3 separate regions of the Homo sapiens genome follow, and all the other regions are linked to region 3. Evidence: chromatin loops called from intact Hi-C (ENCODE). Cell type or tissue: heart left ventricle. All regions are shown on one strand. Each heading gives the region's core, and the rest is flanking DNA. Links, peaks and the distances in the headings are about the cores only. Region 1 overlaps SMARCA2 (SWI/SNF related BAF chromatin remodeling complex subunit ATPase 2). Region 2 overlaps SMARCA2 (SWI/SNF related BAF chromatin remodeling complex subunit ATPase 2). Region 3 holds the start of LOC107987043 (a long non-coding RNA gene).

The links. Hi-C counts contacts between places; a loop is a spot of excess contacts. Peaks named below come from ENCODE experiments on the same cell type or tissue, not always from the same donor. Only the 100,000 strongest peaks of a DNase experiment are listed, where the experiment ranks them.
Region 1: a loop joins it to region 3, with 2.7 times the contacts of the local background. A loop is called at or near these places in 21 of 110 quality-filtered maps.
Region 2: a loop joins it to region 3, with 4 times the contacts of the local background. A loop is called at or near these places in 13 of 110 quality-filtered maps.

The regions. Positions count from the first base shown.
Region 1 is chr9:2,155,292-2,162,124 of GRCh38, reverse strand. SMARCA2 (SWI/SNF related BAF chromatin remodeling complex subunit ATPase 2) reads right to left here. Exons shown (of 34, transcript NM_003070.5): 28 at 222-439. Among named protein-coding and RNA genes, the nearest start is that of SMARCA2, 140 kb to the right of the region's middle. In heart left ventricle, for the core only: a CTCF peak has its summit at 3,888 (motif pointing right); DNase peaks (open chromatin) are centred at 3,614 and 4,204; H3K4me3 peaks cover 3,668 bases; H3K27ac peaks cover 2,894 bases.
Region 2 is chr9:2,129,016-2,135,848 of GRCh38, reverse strand. The region is part of intron 27 of SMARCA2 (SWI/SNF related BAF chromatin remodeling complex subunit ATPase 2); the gene reads right to left. Among named protein-coding and RNA genes, the nearest start is that of SMARCA2, 120 kb to the right of the region's middle. RefSeq lists a silencer at 1-58. In heart left ventricle, for the core only: a CTCF peak has its summit at 3,169; no DNase peak of the experiment used is centred there.
Region 3 is chr9:2,238,540-2,245,372 of GRCh38, reverse strand. LOC107987043 (a long non-coding RNA gene) reads left to right here and starts at 2,754. Exons shown (of 5, transcript XR_007061395.1): 1 at 2,754-2,946. RefSeq lists enhancers at 3,372-4,246, 2,540-4,437. In heart left ventricle, for the core only: a CTCF peak has its summit at 3,675; DNase peaks (open chromatin) are centred at 2,762, 3,312 and 3,912; H3K4me3 peaks cover 1,747 bases; H3K27ac peaks cover 741 bases.

The DNA of each region.
Region 1 (6,833 bases), core at 797-5,796, 83 kb after region 3:
AAACTAAATTTTCAACTATCTTAAATAATACCTGATGAAACATCATACAAAATAGCAACAGTGGCCATTTTAAACAGGTACAAAGAGAGAAAGCCATAAAACACAAACTAGAAAGAACCTTAATAAAACCTAAGTGCACAACTTAACAACTCCTGCTCCTCAGGGAGCGCCACTCGGCGTCTTGGTGAGAGATGATCAAGGTGAAGGAACCAAACACTCACCTATCTTTGTAGTTTATCACAGTATCGATGATAGCGTTCATCTGCTTTGTCAGTTTGGGGGGATTTGGTGACAGTTTCTCAGCGGGAGGGCGGCCTCTTCTCTTCTTAGCTTTTTCCACATCTTCTTTTGCAGGATCTTTATCCACATTTCTTCGTCTTTTTCGCTTCTTAAGCCGTACTTCCTCTTCCATTTCCTCCAAATTGCCGTCTTCGATGGCCTGTTCGTTGGAAACAAAGGAGACAAATTCAAGACAAGAGAATAACCAAGACAAAAAAAGTATGTGTATATTTATATATAGCTCCAACAATTAGAATAAAATGAAAGAAATTAACCAAAAAAAAGTAAAAGTTAACAGTAATCAGTGGAGGAAGAAGAAAAAAGGAATGCTACCATATTGGATAAATGCATCTTTAACTCAAGTCTGTTTCATGAGCAAAACACACTGAAGGCCCAAAACACTCACAGTAAAGGAGAATATGACAAATATTAAAAGATCTATAAATTCAAGTGTTTGATGATAACTGAATCCAGATGAAATTTTAGCTCAGTTTAAGAACAAGACCCTAATGTTCTCATTACTGTAAGGGAAGGAAAAGGTAAACAAAACGAGGGGTGGGTTATGAAAAAACAATCCCTAAGAATACATCCACACGATCATATAAGCTTTGACCTTTTCTTCAGGTTTTGCATCAATTTATTCATGATTAACAATATAAATCAAAATTCCATCTAGATTTTTGTTCTAACGTGGCAATTAGTAAACAAGGAAACGGGAAAGTACAAAGCCACATTCCTTGGTAAACGCACTTAAATCATTCGATAAAGAACACACACACTCACAAACAATAAACACTTTTTTCCAATTACCTGCAAACGCTTGCTTTAAACCAGAGCCAGCAGCACTAATGCAGAGAGATAATAAAATAGCTATAAAAACAACCAGGTATAAAAGAAACCTGTTCATAAAGGGCTAAAAGATCCATGTGACAGACCCAGAAGTTTAAACTTTTTTTTTTTTTCCTGGTAAATCTCAAAACTCAAAAGAAGAAAAATAAAGGGGAAAAATACTGCCAAGGAAGAAAAAAAAAAAGAACATAAAATTTGAACATAGAAAAGAAATTTTCTAAAAAAAAGATCTTTAAATTACGTTTTGAGATTGCTCTCTCACACAAAATAACTAATGTTGTTATTTGTTCCTCCTGCCTCTCAATATTGCCTCCAGTATGCAAATGATAATCAATCCTTTCTCGTAGCTGAAAGAGCTCTAATCATAAGGCAATTACCTTCATTTCTCCACAGCACCAAACATGGCTAATATTTATGATCATGTGAGTATAACAATCAATATAAAGAGTGATTACAGCTCAGACATAATTTCTTTCACTTATGTACAACGCTTCCTGAAAAAGAAAGGTTTTGTGAAGAAAACCTGGTGCAGAACACAAAACAACCTGGCATGTTAAAAATGCCAGTGGGATTTTTAAAAAAATATGTTTTCTACGCATCCTCCAATGTGCAAATCCATAGAAGCAACATGCACACAGACAGATTCCTAAGGGACAGTCTGAGCCTAGGCCTTAATAATCAAAAGACAATTTCCATCACGATCCTACAGTGTTCAGATAACCACTATGAAGGAGGCGAGATCTGATGAGTTATGAGGAAAAAGGAAAAGGAAAAAAAAAAAAAAAGCTTCACATTATTGCATTAATATTCATTTGCCTAAAAGCAGGACACCCACTATACAGCTAAACACACTGCAGCTAAGCGAAGATTAAGAAAAGGAAATTGTCCCGCATATCTTGGAGGCTGAACATGCTAATAATAAATACAGCATGCAAGGCTGTCAACAGTTAATGGTATTGCTCTCCTCAAGCACCCAGTTGCACACAGAAATACGGAGAACACCGGCTTTTGATGTGTTACACACCTACACATGCCTGGGATGTAGTTCTACTGAATCTTCAAGACGGCAACGAAAAAGGATATTTACCTTACCACTATCAGCAGGCCGGCTATCAGAAATCACAGTTAGTGGGGATAAAATTAACAAGCCAGCAAAGCAGCGAGCTGCTAGTCTCTTCATCAGCTGATCAGGAAAAAAAAGAGAGCTGGGGAAAGGCTGTGTTTTCATATACAAGTAATTTTATTTTACTGAAAATTTAATACTGAAAGGATTGTGGATACTCAAATCTGCTGTTTCATGCTACCTACTACAAGGCCCGAAGGCTTCCTCCTTCAGCCTGTTTTAATATTGACAACTACTTATCATATTTTTTTCCCCTTATTATTCCAGGCAGCAGAATTAGAGATTTTAGCTCAGATGGTTTCTGAGTCTTGCTCGCATTTTAACAATTAAGCCAGTAAGAAAACAAATTAATATTCAAATTTATTTTAAAAAATTAAAACAAGGTATGCTTTTTTGGTATTTTGTACCTTATTTTTTAAAAAATAGCAGCATGGTTTGGAGCAGTCTAAATGATTTTTAAAACAGAAGACAATTTTTTAAGAAAATTAAATGCATGTAAATAAAAGCAATGTACATGTTCTAAGATTCAAATATTTTAACATAATATGTTATTCTGCTCTTTAAAGAAAATTCAGAACAACTGTAACACTTCACTTTCAGTTTCATGCTGTAAAATTTTTCATTGTTTTTCTTCTCACTGAGATAAATGAAGTTGGGGGGAGTTGTAAAAAGGATATTTCTACTCTCACCCCGCCTTAATTTTGAAAAGAGGGAAAAAGCATAAGCTTGTGATATTTGGACTTTTAAATCTCTAAATCTGTGAGTAGCTAAGAAGCGAAAACAAATTAAATTGCAAACAGAACAACTGAAACAATTTTTATTACAACTGCTAATACGTGCAGATTCTTATTAAATTTAGGTTTTGGAATTACAAGGAAACACACAAAGTACTGACCATTATTCCCCTCAAACTAAGGTTTTATGCAGGAATGCAGAGAGCTACAAAACATCTTCCCTCCTCCCCAAAGACCCCAAACACATCCATATGCAGTGCTTTATGTTCTGTGATTTCTAAGGGTCTTTTTCTAATGGAAATCAATTCACTAAACACTTCCCAATGCTTTTCGCACATAAAGAGTAGAGTAAGATTACTCCTGCATGTAAGTAAAATTATTCATGGAGATTTTAAACTGTTCTTTTATTTTAAAAAATTATTTACTAAACTGGCTCAACTGACTCAAACTCAGCGCTGGGGGCTGGGGGGTCACACACAAAAAAAACCCCAAAACTTGCTACACAATGCTAAAGTACTACCCCCAAAAAGAATTCCCTTCCAAACCTTTTACCAGCACAATAATGAAATAAATCACAGAAGCAAACCCCCAGTTTCCGACTGGTGACGTGTTGCGCAAGAGTGCGAGCCCTAATTCAACATACAGACGGCTCCCATGCTCAACTGCCTCTAGATTTAATGAAGTGAATAGGAAGGAAGTCGGGGAAAAAAAGTGTACAAATAAGAAATTAACACTTTCCTTCCCTACCGAGACGGTGAAACACAACTACAGCGAAGTTTAGTGAGGCACCTCTTTTCTTAAAGGCACACTGCACCCGTTTGGCTCCGGATGTCACGAAAAAAAACCCATATGGTGGTAAAAATCCCCAGTCAAGTTAAAACAGTTAAGCATATTTCAGCCTGCGTTTTTCCTGAATGAAGCTGGGAATTACTCCTTCCTCCACTGGATGGCAACCTTTTTTTTTTTTTTTTTTTTTTTTGGCCCTCTTTCTCTCTTTTCTTTCTTTCAATTTTGCTTAAAAGAAAATGTTTTTCATGACTCAGGGTGTGCAAGAACGAGATGCAAACTAGCTCCCTCTTCAATTAGTTCTTATGAAAGCGGCGTGCACGTTCTGACAGCAAAATGCAGGAGACAGTCATGCAGGATTAGCTGTTCTAGAGGAAACGCTTTGCAGCTAGCAAAGCACATGGCAGACCCGGGAAGCAGCCACACGTGGGTCCAGTCGTGGCCCTCTCATCCTGACACACACCAACCACATCTTTACTGCGTGACGGCAGGTCCAGAAAGTCAGCCTCAGGCGCCTTCTTCTCAACCCGGTGGTGTAAAGAATTGCTGTTATGCGTGGTTCACAGTATCACAAAGCAGAGGGGATCCATGATTATGAATAGGTAAACAGGGACACGCAAACAAAAAGCCCCAAGCCAACTCCTGCGCATCGTTTCCACCTCCGCCTCTCCAAGTCCACCAAGCCATGTGGCACAGTCCTTACAGTGGAACAAACCATCTTAACACTGAAAGGAGCAATTCTAAAGATATCCAGACAAGGCATGGAAATTTCTTCCATGTGCAACGGGAAAAGTCAGTACTCAAACACTAACTCTGCTATTTCAGTATCATATTTCTGTCCACTGACACTTTCTCTTTCTCCCTCTGGGGATCCTCCTCCCTTAGGAACTCTAGTTGGATTCCAGAAGAGGACCCTGGGATGCTGCTGGGCATGGGGGTGGGGTTATAGAGCCCAGGGCTAAGCGTTAAAGAATGCAGGTTAAGACCACTACATTATACTGGTGCTTTCTGGGGACAGCTCACACATCACCAAACTTGATTCCAAAATTCAGACAGGCTAAACCTCCCTCGTGCCCTGCTGAGATCCTGGAAGCCAATAATACAGTAATGATCCCCCAAACAAGAAAAGCAATGGCAACAAAATAGTGGAATTTTACATTTACATTTTCATATATGAGAGATTTTCTTACAATATAAATATTAAACAACAACAAAGTTGAACATAGAGCTCGTCCTCAAAGATGCTACGTTATTTTAATCGGTTTAATGCATACTGTAGCACTTTTGGATGCAGAATTTCAGACTCAGGGCTTTGGACAGTAAGTTTTTGATTATTACTGTCTCCACAAGCAACCTGTTAGAAAAACTGACATAAAATCAAATTCCCTAAAGTGAAATAATCTAGACGCAAAAAAGCAAATACTGTATGATTTCAGAGATGAGAAAAGAGAACAGTGGTTACCAGCGGCTGAGGGAAGACGGCCGGGGAGTTAGTGCTTAATGAGGTCAGAATTTCAGTTTGAGATAACGGAAAAGTTCTGAAGATGGGATGTTGGTGATGGTTGCACAACAATGTAAATGTACTTCATGTTACTGAAATGTACACTTGAAATGGCTACAATGGGCCAGGTACGGTGGCTCATGCCTGTAATCCCAGCACTTTGGGAGGCCAAAGCAGGTCAATCACCTGAGGTAGGGAGTTTGAGACCAGCCTAACCAACATGGAGAAGCCCCATCTCTACTAAAAATACAAAATTAGCCGGGCATGGTGGCGCATGCCCTGTAATCCCACCTACTCAGGAGTCTGAGGCAGGAGAATTGCTTGAACCTCGGGAGGCTGAGGTTGCAATTAGCCAAGATTGTGCCATTGCACTCCAGCCTGGGTAACAAGAGCAAAACTCTGCCTCAAAAAAAAAAAAAAAAAAAAAAAAAAAAAAAAGTCTAAAATGGTAAACTTTATGGTATTTTCCCATAAGAAAAAAAAGTCCCTGAAAAGAAACCAAATTATCTAAATTAAGGAACAACTTAACCCCAATTAAACCCCAACAACTGCAGGTTCATACATGTTCTTACCACCTCGACACACAGCACATATTAGCGAAATCTTGCTAGCTTTCCTTCAGAATTCAACCCTTTTAACATTTCAACAGATAGCACGTTCAGTCTTGCCCTGGCCAATGGCTAGAACTTTTCGAAAATCCCCATTTATTCTTTCAAAGGTTATTAAGGGAATATCCATGATGTAAGAAAATAACTGTGTATAGCACATAACTATTCACAAACCTTATACTTTTGTTAACAAATGCTTCCCATATTCAAGAGATGAGTTGGTCTGAAGGGTAAGGACTTTTTTGGATATAGTTTTTTTCCTCCGACTGTGGTTCAATAAACTGATGACATTAACTCAACAGACTCTGTTTCGTATTTCATTCGTCAGGCAACTGGGATGCCAACTGCACTCCCAGTTCTCCCTGATTTGGGACTGAAATGTACAAAGCTGACCATAAAGGGGAAGAAAATTGAGCCTCAGCTTAACTGAATTTCTGGTACAGTGGGTTTTCCAGTTTACTGATCAATAACTTCAGATCACTTTTGAAAAAAAAAAAAAAAAAAAAAAAAAAAAAAAAAAAAAAGGTTTTCTCTTTCCCCATATGCCATAAGCACATGGAGGTGGGTGACGAAGGGAAAAGGGGAGCTACGGCTTACACATCTGAGACAAGGTCAATTAATACACTATTTTAGTTAAAAGCAATTTGGTTGGAAAAACGAAAATGCCCCCGCGCAGTGGCTCACGCCTGTAATCCCAGCACTTTGGGAGGCCAAGGCGGGTGGATCACAAGGTCAGGAGTTCGAGACCAGCCTGGCCAATATGGTGAAACACCATCTCTACTAAAAATACAAACATTAGCCAGGTGTGGTGGCACGTGCCTGTAGTCCCAGCTACTCGGGAGGCTGAGGCAGGAGAATCGCTTGAACCCGGGAGGCGGAGGCTGCAGTGAGCCGAGATTGCCCCACTGCACTCCAGCCTGGGCAACAGAGCAAGACTCAGTCTCAAAAAAAAA
Region 2 (6,833 bases), core at 601-5,600, 110 kb after region 3:
AAAAGTTGCTGGGTGCTGTGGCTCACACCTGTAATCCCAGCACTTTGGGAGGCCAAGGCAGGCAGATCACCTGAGGTCAGGAGTTCAAGACCAGGCTGACCAACATGGCGAAACCCCATCTCTACTAAAAATACAAAGAAGTAGCCAGGCATTGTGGCACACACCTTTAATCCCAGCTACTTGGGAGGCTGAAGTAGGATAATTGCTTGAACCCAGGAGGCAGAGGTTGCAGTGAGCCAAGATTGCACCACTGTACTCCATAATAGCTGCTTCAGGTGACTTTAGAGGTTACTGTTAGATAGATGGAAGGGATCCTGCAAATTAAAGATAATATAACTCAACGCATGTCTTAGTTCAGGCTGCCATAACAAAATACCATTAACTGGGTGACTGATGTGATGGTTAATTTTGGGTGTCAACTTGACTGGGCTAAGGGATGCCCAGATAGTTGGTAAAATATTATTTTGTGATGTGTCTGTAAGGTTGTTTCTGGAAGAGATTTGCATTTTAATCTACATACTGAGTAAAGAAGATTCACCCTCACCCACATAGGTAGGAATCATCCAATCCATTGAGGGCTGGACTTGAACAAAAAGGCAAAGGAAAGGGGAATTCCTTCTTTTCTTGAGCTGTGTCATCCATCTTCTCCTGCCCTCAGACACTGGAGCTCCTAGTTCTCAGGTCTTCGTAATCCAGGATTTATACCAGCAGTGGTCCCTGCTCTGGTTCTCAGTCCTTCAGACTTGGACTCAATTATACCATTGGCTTTCCTGGGTCTCCAACTTGCAGGTGGCATCTCATGGGATTTCTTGCACGAGTCAAGGCCCATAATATATCTCCTCTTATACATGGCTCCACATATCCCATTGGTTCTGTTTCTGTGGATAACCCTAATATAGCTTATAAATAACATACACTTATTTCTCAGTTTCGGAGGCTGGAAGTCTGAGGATAGGGTATAGCATGATTGGATTCTGTGAGAGCCCTCTTACAGCTTGCAGATTGCTGACCTCCTGTTGTAGAAAGACCTAGGGGGCTCTCTAGGGTCCCCTTTATAAGAGTACTAATTCCATTCATGAGGGCTCTCATGATATAATAACCTTCCAAAGGGCCCACCTCCTAATATCACATTGGGGGTTAGGATTTCAACATATCCATTTTGCAGGGACATAAACATCAGTCCATAACAACCCAGGAAGGTCAGGAGACCTGTCCAAGATCACATATTTATCTGGTAGCAGCGTCAGAACTCACATTCCAGGCTCCTGACTGCTAGCCCCATTGTTTTTCCTGCAGGCATGCAGGGTTACAGAGACAACCAGAGTAAAGACAGTTAATAGCCATGTGGGTATAGGTTGGCAGGCGGCTAGGTAGAAAGTCAGGGGAAAGAGAGTTAATAACCAAGTGAGTATAGGTTGGTGTACAGCTAGGGAGAAAACCAGGGTAAAGAGAGTTAATGGCCGAGCGAGTTTGGGTTGGTGTGCACCTAGGTAAAAACCAGGGTAAAGAGACTTAATGGCTGAATGAGTACAAGCTGGAGTGCTTGAGATGAATAAACCTGTGGTCCTGTAACATATTCAGCAAGTAAACATATTGTTCTCTTTTAATTCCATTAGTGAGTAAGCGAAAGGAGCTTCTTGATTCCCAATTTTACCTTTCTCTTGTCACCCCGAGTCTTGTCATCAAGACACAAAAGAGAACGTATTTTCTTCTTTTTCTATTATCCATTAGGTCTTCTTCGAAATAATTGGAAACTTTTTCTTAATAGCTAATACGTATTTCTGAGTCCTTCTTATATGCCAGATTCTATGTTACACACCTTTAATTCTCAGAATACCCTATCAAGTAGGTTCTATGATTTTCCCTGAGAGGAAAGCAAAGCTATGAGAGGTGACACAAGGTCCCCAAGGTCACACAGCTAATTAGATGGAACCGGAATCTGAACCTCTTGGTTCATCAGATTTCAAGGCATGTACTCTTAATCACTATCCTAAATTCTCCATATAGAGAGCCATCAAAAGTCACAGTTATTTTTCTGATGCTCACCCGAACCCTGAGGCATAATGATGATGAGGCCACCCTGCCCTGTCTCTGCTTCCTAAACTGTACTCTTCCCCACCTCCACCTCTTAATGAATAATTACATTTCTTTATTAAGAAAATTAATGAAGATTTTCTTCATGTAGACTTTTTTTTTTTTTTTAAATCCTGACACTGACTGAAACATGTAGCCTTATTGATTAAAAAAACTAAACAAAACAAAAACTGGCCAGGCGCGGTGGCTCATTCCTGTAACCACAACACTTTGCAGGGCTGAGGCAGGAGGATCACTTAGGGGCAGGAGTTCAAGACCAGCCTAGGCAATTGAGTGACATCCTGTCTGTACAAAAAAATACAAAAATTAGCTGGGTGTGGCGGTGCGTACCCGTAGTCTCAGCTACTCAAAAGGCTGAGGCAGGAAGACTGCTTGAGCCGAGGAGTTTGAGGCTGCAGTAAGCCTGGGTGACAGAGTGAGACCCTGTCTCTTAAAAAAATAAAGTAAAAAAGCAGAAAACGTCAAAAACCAAATCTTGATTCAGATAGACATATTCCTAAAATATTATTTCTAAAATATAATACAAATTCCTAAAATATTATTTCTCTGATTTCTCTGTAATAGTTTGCTCCATTAAAAGATAATGTGAAATTATTGGGGCTCCTTAGTATCTGTAGGCCAAATTCAGTTTCCCATGGTTACTTTCGATGAGTGAGTTTGATTTCAGAGCTGAATCCTGATTTCAGAGGACATAACTCAAGACCAGAAATTCCAAGCATCAAAGTTTTAAAAATCAAAACAATTCCCTCTCACTCCTCAACCTTTATTATTTATTTTAGTATATTTCCGTCAGACCTCTGAGGACTATTCTATTAAATTTATTCTCCCGAATTATATAAAATGGGAAATGTTAAGTCCAATGGGCTGTTAAAGCAATCTAGTCACTGGATTTCAGAAAAAAATAAAAATTATACAAAGTTCTTAAAATTATTTTATTACTATCAAGTATTTTTCCAAACAATTCACAACTGTTACCACTCTTAATTAGTTCAGTACTTCCACCCTAAAGTATTGAAGGACTTGGAATTTGGCAAAACCCAAATCTATTTTCTAGGGCCTTAGCTCTCCCTTGTGTATAAAAACGGAAATGCAGCTTGCTAGAAAATTTTGCCCCAGTAAATCTGATGACCCAATTTTAAAAGTTAAAATGCCATTTGATAAAAGAAAAAAGGGTCCATGTTTACAAAGCTTCTCACATCTTACAGAAAAAGCAAGAAAAGATTTTAAATGACAAAACAAATGCAGCCAAATATTACAAACATGATGCACATTATGCTTTAGAAAAAGGATCCCCCCCCACAAAAAAATCTTGCCAGTGTAAAATAAAATATTTTAGGGGAAAAGTACATCTACGAGAATCACTAATGCTGTCAGGAGAAACAGAGCTGAGTGATTCAAGCCCCTGTCTGTGATTTCAGGCTGGATCATACTTAATGCAGCCCAGAGGAGGCATTAGCTTGCTTGCAAGATCTCTAGGCAGAGAAAAATCCACAGCCCACCTCTTTACACCTGTGAGGAAATATTTTATTTATCATTGTGTATTTCCATAGAATTTCAAATGTCTTGTTCTTTAACCTTTCTTCGTATTTTCCCCAGTTTTTTGTGACTAATTCACCATGGATTTGTCTGCCTTTTCCTGTGTAGAGTTTAGCAGTTTGGCTTCCTGTGATGAGAGGCCAACTCAGAGAGCTTATTGCAGCTTGGTATTACATAGCTTTTTAAAGACACTAAATTCTCTTGAGATGTATCACATTTTACCTTACTGATTAGCACCTAGTATTATAAATGTCATTTTTTTTTCCTTTTTTTTTTTTTTTGAGATGGAGTTTTGCTCTGTCGCCAGGCTGCAGTGCAGTGGTGTGATCTTGGCTCACTGCGGGCTCCACCTCCAGGTTCAAGTGATTCTCCTGCCTCAGCCTCCCGAGTAGCTGGGATTACAGGCACCCGCCACCACGCCCAGCTAATTTTTGCATTTTTAGTAGAGACGGGGTTTCGCCATGCTGGCCTCGACCTCCCAAAGTGCTGGGATTACAGGCGTGAGCCACCGCACCCGGCCTCATTTTGTTTTTTCTACTTTGTTAAACTTTGGGAAGAAGAAAACCCCAAAATTATTTTAGTAGTCAGCAGACATGATGATGGGAACCCCATTTAGGCACGTTCACCATGGGAAGCTCAGGCTGTCACCTGGTGACAGACTGGTCAAGGAAAAGGAGGGTGTTCTGTCTTTCTGCAAAGTTCCTCTTGAAATTCTATGGCTTCTAAAACTTGCTGTTATCTATCGCCCAATTTAAAGATCTAAAGAAATAAGTCTCATCACCATCATTTCCGTAGCGTTTACTGGGGCCCAACTGCACAGGACATCACAAAACAAAGCGGTGTCTTCCCTCATCGCCAGGAGCTTATTCAGTATACCAAAAGAAGTGTCTACACATTCAGACATAAGGACCCCATAGTAGATATATGATGCCGTAAGAAAGGTAACAAGAGACAACAGCAAATAGGAGAAACTTTTTAAAATTACAAGACATTGTGAGACAAAGGCATACTACTCTCCAGCTGGCTGGTAATTGCATATTATCCAGAGCACATAAGCTAGAATGCATTCCAATTATCTTCCAGTGCTGTGGGGCAAAAATCACTCACGTAGCAATTAAATAAATTCAGGGATATCACTAAATGTTTTAAGGAAAGGAAGGATTCTGAAGTTGGCAGAAAGAGCAAAGGAACAGGAAGAATAGTAAAACAGGCATTCCAGAAACCACCCTCCAGCCCGCTTTTTGGCTCTGCAATCACCCCAATTTTGCACAGCCCCTGGCTCAATAATGATGACTGCCTTACGGTGCTAGAAACAGCACAGCCAGTGTACACAGGGCTGACATTAAACCGGAAAACCGTGGCCCACTGGGCTTGTCAGAATTTAGGTAGATGGAATGCCTGCTCTTACATATAAAGAAGCAAATATATGTTTCCAAGAAATTATCAAGATGGGCCATTTCTTGTGCATGCGCAATTATACATATATATATGTGTGTGTATATATATATGTATGTATGTATGTATATGTATAATTGCGCATGCAAATATATATATATGTAATCTGTAATATAGCACTGTTATCACCTTGGGCACACACCATAGGAAAGTTACAAAACTGTAATGGATGGAATATTTGTTAACCATGTTAATATTCTCTTTCACACTTTCTAAAAGAACCATCCCTTGTTCGGGAGAGTTACTCATTGCCTTGAGCAGAATTAGGATAAAGTTGGTATGCAGAGACAAAAATGACAACATCTTTGACTTCCAAAATAGGGTAGTGAATTCCCTTCACCACCTTTACGATCAAGAGCCAAACCTAGCGGACTGGGATTCTCATCTATCGCCTTAACCACTCGGCCACGACAAGGCCGAGGACCGGGATTCTCAGAATGGCACAAGAAGCCACAGCACATGGTGCTATCACTCGGGAACAGGAAGTTGCCACGTAACAGGAAGGCAAGGAGGAGAGCCTTCTTCCATGGAGGAAACAGGAGTCAAGAGGAAGAGAAGTAAGGTCAGGATTGAATATATTACTACCTATTATATAATAAAGAATCTGTCAGGCTGGGCATGGTGGCTCATGCCTGTAATCTCAACACTTTGGGAGACGGAAGCAGGTGGATCACTTGAGCTCAGGAGTTCAAGACCAGCCTGGCAAATGGGGCAAAACCCCGACTCTACAAAACGTACAATAATTAGCCGGGCATGGTGGCATGTACCTGTAGTCCTAGGTACTCAGGAGGCTGAGGTAGGAGGATTGCTTGAGTCTGGGAGGTCAAGGCTGCTGTGAGCCAAGATTACACCACTATACTCCAGCCTAGATAACAGAGTGAGATCCTGCCTCAAAAAAAAGAATTTGTCTGGTCTTTGTCCTGGGTTCCTGACATGGAGTTTCTATGTTTGACATCTCCGTAGTGACAGGAGTAACTTTGTTCTGATAATGAAGTGTCATGTGTGATAGGCCCCTAAACAGCTCCAGTGGGCACTGGTCACCAGAAAGACCAACCACATGACTACAGGGTTGGGGATGTGAGCCAGTCTGACCTCCAGGGAGGGCAGAGAGGCTGGGGAATGAGTTCAAGCATGTGGCCGACAATCTAATCAATCATGCCTATACATTGTGAAACCCCATTGAAAACTCTGGACATCAAGGCCCAGTAGCACTCCCTGGTTAGTGAACACACTGATGAGCTGGAGGACTGATGGACGCTGACTCCACGAGGAGCAGGCAGAGGAGCCCAGGTTTCCTCCCAGACTGCATGCTGTGCTTCCATTCATTTGGCTAGTCCCCTTTTTTCGAGATGGAGTCTCGCTGTGTCGCCCAGGCAGGAGTGCAATGGCACGATCTCGGCTCAATGTAACCTCTGCCTCCCGGGTTCAAGCGATTCCCCTGCCTCAGCCTCCCAAGCAGCTGGGACTACAGGCACGTGCCACCACGCCCGGCTAATTTTTTGTATTTTTAGTAGAGATGGGGTTTCACCGTGTTAGCCAGGATGGTCTCGATCTCCTGACCTCATGTTCCACCCGCCTCGCCCTCCCAAACTGCTGGGATTACAGGCATGAGCCACAGTGCCTGGCCTAGTTCTCTTGATTTGTATACTTCATAATCAATCCGAATCCGTTGCTAATGGCACTTGCCTGAGTTCTGTGAGTTGTTCTAGCAAATTATCAAGCCTAAAGGGTTCACGAGCCCCTGAATT
Region 3 (6,833 bases), core at 1,098-6,097:
CACATGATGTCTGTCTGTCCTTTATTGGTGATGTTCATTTCAGTCACTAGTCAAAGGGGTATCTGATTTCTGCACTGTGTAATTATTATTGTTCCCCTTGCAACCAAAAGGCAATCTATGAGGAGACATTTTAAGAACATGTAAATTGCTCATTCGTCACCAAAATTTTATCTAAATTGAACATTGGGTGACTCTTGCCAGAAACAATCTTAAGTACACAGTGGTGGTAAAATAATACTTTTTTCCCCCAACTCCAGCTCTCCTGCTACATCTACCAGTTGACACTAGGTATTTGTATTAGCCTGCTCAGGCTGCCATAACTAAATACCACCTACTGGGTGCCTTCAGCATCAGACATTTCTTTCTCACAGTTCAGAGGCTGGACATCCAAGATCAAGGTGCCAGCAGAGTAGGTTTTTCTTGAACCTCTCTCTTTGGTTTGTAGATGACAGCTTTCTTGCTGTGTCCTCGCTGGTCTTTCTCTGTGTACATGCCCCAGGTGTCTCTTCCTCTTCCTTTAAGGATACTAGTTTTATTGGATGTGGGCCCCACCCTATTGACCCCATTTAACCCTGCTTACCTCCTTAAAGGCCCTATCTCCAAATACAGTCACATTAGGGGTTACAGCTTTAACATACACATTTTAGGAGGACACAATTCTGTTTATAACAGTAGTCTACTGTAAAAAGAGCCATCCTTCTCACACATTTACTTATTTATTTCTATGCTTATGAGTATATAGAATGGATTCTATACACTTTTTCAATGTTTTATACTTTGTTGCTACCAATAATTATTTTGGTATTCAAACTGTCCCAGACATGGGCAGGGGAAGCCGTTCCAGCCTGCTTCCTCTGTCCTCATGACATGCCCCCAGTATGTTTTGTACATTTCCTTACATTCTGGAATAACAAGACATTTCAGGCCCTCACTAAATAGAGGAGGTGGTTGCACAACCCTGGGAATGTACTAAATGCCACGGGATTATACACTTTAACATGATTGATTTTGTTATGTGAATTTCACCTCGATTAAAAAAAAAAGTTCCAGGCTTATCTTACGTATTTCCTGCCTCTGCCCTGGAAACATTTTTTCTCTAAGGATCCCTTATTCCTCTTAGTTAGAATACTACATTCAAAAGCAAGGTGTCGCTGTTAGGTATGGCCACTGCTACCAAGATTTCTGCTTCAGTGGGCAAAGCCAGGAGATAGATATACATATATATGTATCACATTAATACATACACATATATACACATTTCAGAAATTATGAGTCCACAGCAATACCTCCAATTGCAGTCCATTCTTCTTACATCCATGTCTTCTCTCTTTCTGTATTTGTAACTTTCTTCTCCACAGTGAGAACTCTGGATCTCAACAACAATGTGTTTACTGATTTGCTCAATACCACGAAATATCTAAAATCATTTCAGAATCCTTCTGTGTCCATGCTGTACAAAAACAAACCCAGTAAAAAGAGTTTAGTGTTTAAGTCCTTCCTGACTCCCACGCTACCTAAGTCTAATGGAATATGGTCTAATGGGTATTCATAAACTACTCAGATTTCTTTTTCCCCCTTTCAGTGTGGTTATTCATTTGAAATACAGTTGAGTTTATTTTTTTCAGTTTGGTTTTTAGTTTTTTCTCCCTTCCCATACTTTTTGGTTTAATCTTTTAAATAAATAGAACATTAATAAACTTCCAAAAATCAAAAATAATACAAAGAGCTATACCATAGAAGTGTTTCTCCCTCTCATATTCCTTCCACCCTGTTTCCCACCTTCTTGTTAGGTGACCTGCTTCATCTCACTTCATTCTTTACTGGTTTATTCCTCCTATATTTCTATTTTTTTGAAAGATATGCAGGTACATGTATTTCTCCCATTTTTCCTTTTCCTCACAAAGGTTAGCACAGTATACATCCACTCTTTTGCAGTTGGTCAGGAAGAAACGCTTTCCATGAGCTTTGGAGACTAGCAGCCTTCTCTGCAGTATCTTATGTTCATTTAGCAAACACCTGAGTCTCCACAGAGAGCCAAGGCTGATCAGTGAGTCCCAAGTCTACAGTGAGCTGGCTTCATAGTGTAGACCTTTCTCAGGAATGCTTCACGCCTAGCCCAGCCAAAGGACTGCGCCCTACATTGCATTCTTTTCTGTGCCTTGTTGACACCCTGCGGTTTCAGTGTGCAGACCCATGTCTGTCACTGCCTTAGATGACTGTTGTAGACCCTCACCTTTACGGAGTACAGACGTATTATCTAAATGTTCCTTGTTGTCTGGTTCTGCCCTCCCTCACAAAATCAATCCTCCAGGAACAAAGCTTCCTCCTATACTACGTCATGATGCTGAAATCCTTCCCCTCCCCTCCATCTCTCAACTTACCTCGACAGCTATCTCTTTCTCTCTCTCTCTCTCTCATGCTCATGCGCGCGCACACACACACATACACACACTCACACGTGTTTTCTTTAAAGGCTTAAATTTTCCATAACAGTGGGGGGTTCCCAAGGAAAAGGGGTGAAAGTTTTAAAAATAGGTGCTTGCTGGGTAATTTGCCATTAAACATCAGGGCACCATTCTAGTAGGGAGATGGCTCTTAAACCCTTCACTTCTGCTCGCCAGGGTCCTGCCCTCAGCACCTCAGGGAGGGCTGCCTCCCCGAGATCAGCAGCTGGGGAGGTGCGGGCGGGGGTCAGGGTGACAGCCAAGCTAAGTGGAGGTCCCAGGAGGCTGGACATGATAACCACAGTGACTGTGGTTGCTCCGCCCGGTCCTCTGGCGGCAGCCAGAGCCTTCCCAGGTTTTGCCTTCGCCCGGTCCTCGCCCTTCAAAGCTTGGTAAGGTCCAGCCGTCCACCTGTGGCTGTCCTACAACAAAACCACTTCCAGGAAAAGGAAAGGGGTACGTGACAGGCCGAAGAAGTCAGGCTACAAACCGGATGACAACCGTAAGGAAGAAAGAAAAGAGCAAGCCACGGGGGTTCTCAAAGGGTTAACACAGCCTGGCATACACAAAGGATGAGGATGAGGGCGAGGCAAAATGAGAAATCGGGTGCAAGAAGTAGGGGGAAAAAAACCTTCCACCCTTTCTTTTTGCATCCAGAGGTACATCTTCATTTCAGAGTAAACCCAGCCACAAATGAGGGTAGCTGGGAGCATGTCCCTTCTTAGGCAGCTGAGAGGATGAAAGAGCCTCCCAACGCCTTTGATGCAGGCTGCATATTCGAGCACATTTTGAAACGTGCATCTGTGCTGTGTTGGGCCTGGAACCCCGGCGGCTCGGGGCTGGCCTTGGGCGGGTGAGAAGGAAAACGTTGCCTGGCGTTACCTGCGTCTGGAATGGGTTCCCGGAGCAGCGCTAGGCAAAACCCGGAGTGGATCTTGGGAAGAAAAGCAGGCGCTGCTCCCGGGCTCAGCACCCGGTTTCTTAGGCGCCGAAAGGTCCACCGTTTGCACACACCAGGGGTGGAGGGCTCGCTAGCGGTGGGAACCTGGAAGGGGCCAAACATGCTGTTCAGAATAATTGAGGAGGTAGAATATTCTTCCTGCTTGGTAGTGTGAAATCACTTGTTTATGGCTTCCATTCAGTCTCCGGTTTGCAGATAATGCCCCTTTCTAAGCGGTGAAACTCATGAATGTTGATCTTGCAAATCAAGCTGACACTAGCAGCTTTTGTCCACCAGGGCGTACATCAAGGCCTGCCTTCTCCCCAGCACGTTTCCCCCCTCCTCGCCATGCGCATCCCAGGCTCCCGGATTCATGAAAGGCGCGCTCCGCCCCAAGGCGACCTGAGGGTCTCTAGCAACAATCCAGGGGCTTGTCTGCCAAGCGCTCGGGCCCCACTTGGAGCGTCCTGTTCAGAGCCTCAAAGAGAGGCCCTGAAGACAAATGGCCCCGACAGGAGGAGGTCACCCAGTGAAGGGCTGCGGGAGCTCTAGACCCTTGCCCGGAGGCCTAGGCGCTCGTTCTTAAACGCGCAAACCGAGCCAAGCCCGGACAAAACCCGGGCTCCGAGGAAGGAAGCAACGAAACAATCGCATTTATGTAAAGGGAGGATCGAGGAGAGAGAGAAGGCAAAGCCAGCCAGGATGCGAGGATCTGAAATAATGAGATCAGACGGGGGACGGCGGAGGTTAACTACACCCACAGAAGCCATCGATAAAAGAGGCTTTGCTGGAAGTCAAGCCGACCGCTGGTTTTTAGAGTGGCTAGGTGGTAACTCTGGATCCTGCTGTAATAAGATGCCTTTTAATTAATGCTAACGAGCTAATGTTTATTAACTGTTCAAAGCTCCAGAGGAATAGGTGCGAACTGCAGACCAAATATGTCTTTGGGTGTTGTGCGATGAATGTGACTGCTGAACGAATTAAGAATAGTCAGAGGCACCCTCATTCTTAGGGATCCAGGCTCATGAATAAAGATATTCATGCGGCCTGGTGCGGTGGCTCACACCTGTAATCCCAGCACTTTGGAAGGCAGAGGCGGGTGGATCACCTGAGGTCAGCAGTTCGAGACCAGCCTGGCCAACATGGCGAAACCCCATCTCTACTAAAAATACAAAAATTAGCGGGGCGTGGTGGCATGCACCTGTAGTCCCAGCTACCTGGGAGGCTGAGGCAGGAGAATGGTGTGAACCCGCGAGGTGGAGGTTGCAGTGAGCCGAGATCGCGCCACTGCACTCCAGTCTGGGTGACAGAGCAAGACTCTGTCTCAAAAAAAAAAAAAAAAAGATACTCATGCTTAATTTAAATTGTATTATGTGGCAGTCTCCAAACTGGTCTCTGTAGCAGAGGCCACTCATTGTGCTTCAGAAAGTTACTGTTTACCTGTGTGTGTTTCTGTTGAGAATCATTTCAAAGCTGAGGTTGAGCTGTGGGAAGGATATATTTCCACACACAAGTCTGTACTTTAAAAAATTATCTTGGTTGCTTGGTACAGGATGAGTTACCAAGAGGGTCAGGATTCCTGCCGGCCTGGCAATATTTCCTGCTTCCCACCACCCCACCCACTTCCCCAATTTACAAGCCCTGCCCCCTCCCCTAAAGAAGACCTGTGAATGACAGGCTAGTCCTCTGCCTCCTGGTCCCAGCAAACAGGAGCACTGATTCTTGGCCTTTCTTAATCGACCTTGCTGTGACTTTGACCACCATAAAGTTCACAAGAGAAGAGATCATAAAGGATGATCAAAGTCTAGTTTTCTGAACAGGAGAGATGATCAGAGTGACATTTGGGGTTGGCACACATTTCCCAGACAGAGGGAATATGGCGAGTTAAGGCACCGTGGGAAGAGTGTCATCCATATGTCATTGTTCACTCTTTTACATTAGTTATGTACTCCAGTCCTGGAATCCAAAGGTCAACAGAATGCAGCAAGTGAACTGCTGCCCTTCTGTGGGATGAATTCTTCAAGAACAATCTTGGCTTTGTCAGTGTTTCTTACCTGCATGCCTTCTTGGATCTTGGTGTTTTCTGTCTGTTGGCTTTGACAGTGTCCAGATTGGAGGTTATTTTCATCCATGCAGTCTTCCTTCCCTCTCATTCCCTGGCCTTTGAAGAATGACCCCTCTCTGACTCCACATGGCTCTGGTAAATCAGGACATGTGACCAATAGGGAATATGACCAGGCCAATCCTATTCTCTCTTCCAGGAACTGGGATTTTCAATAGAGAGACCCAGGATATAAGAGGTTGAACAAATTATCCCGTAACTACACCCTAAGGACAGGGTTCCAAGGGTTGTGAACCCTGGAGCTGCCCTGTTGCTGGTACCTTCCAAAACATATTCTTGAGCATTTCTCTCCATTTTACAGGCTTCAGAAAATATTTTTTGTTCTTGCTTAACTTCAATTAATACATTAATACACAAGTCATACAGAAAATAGCAAGTTTAGAAATCAATTTTTTTTGTGAAATATACATCCAGAAAACTTCATTAAAGTGTATTACAAACAACTATAAAGTGAACGTTACGTATGTGTTTACTACCAGGGTTGGGAAATGAATATTATCAGTAGCCCGGGTGCCCTCTCTAACCCACTGCATTCCTCTCCTTAATGATAAAACCACCTTGCTCTTCCCTAACTACTCTGCTAACATTCTTGACCATCATTTCCTTGCTTTGCTTTACAGTTTTATCACTGATGTATGTATCCCTACACATGTTGCTTAGTTTCATCTGTTTTAACATTTGTGTGAAAGGAAGGAGGATTTTGTGTCTTTACTCAACATTACATTTGTGGGAGTCATCCATGTTATTATGTATAGAAGTAGGTTATCCATGTTATTGCTGTATGATAGTCCATTTGTAAACATATCACAGTTATTTATTAATTACATACCTGACAAACATTTGCATTGTTGCCACTGGGAATATTACAAACAGTGTTGCTATGAGCATTTTTATTTATGTCTCCTGATATATGAAATCAAATTTGTCCAGGGGAAATCTCTAGGAGTACAATTGCTGGGGTATAGGGTTATGTACATCTTCACTTTTACTAGACAATGCCAAACTGTTTTTCCAAAGTAGTTGATCCAATTTACAGCCCCACTTGCCCTAACAGAGAGTATGAGAGATTCTGTTATTCTACATCCTCTCCAAACTTGATATTTTCATCTTTTTAGCTTTTGCCCATCTGGTGACTTTGTTTTTATTACGATTACCAGAAAACTGAGGAGGTGTGCAGCTTTCCATATTTGTATTGGACATTTGTCTCCAAAAACTAATTACTATTTCTCTCTTTCTCTTTCTCTCTCTCTCTCTCTCACACACACACGCAAACACACATACATGTGTGTATATTAACAGTTCAACTTAAATGATCAAAATAAATAGA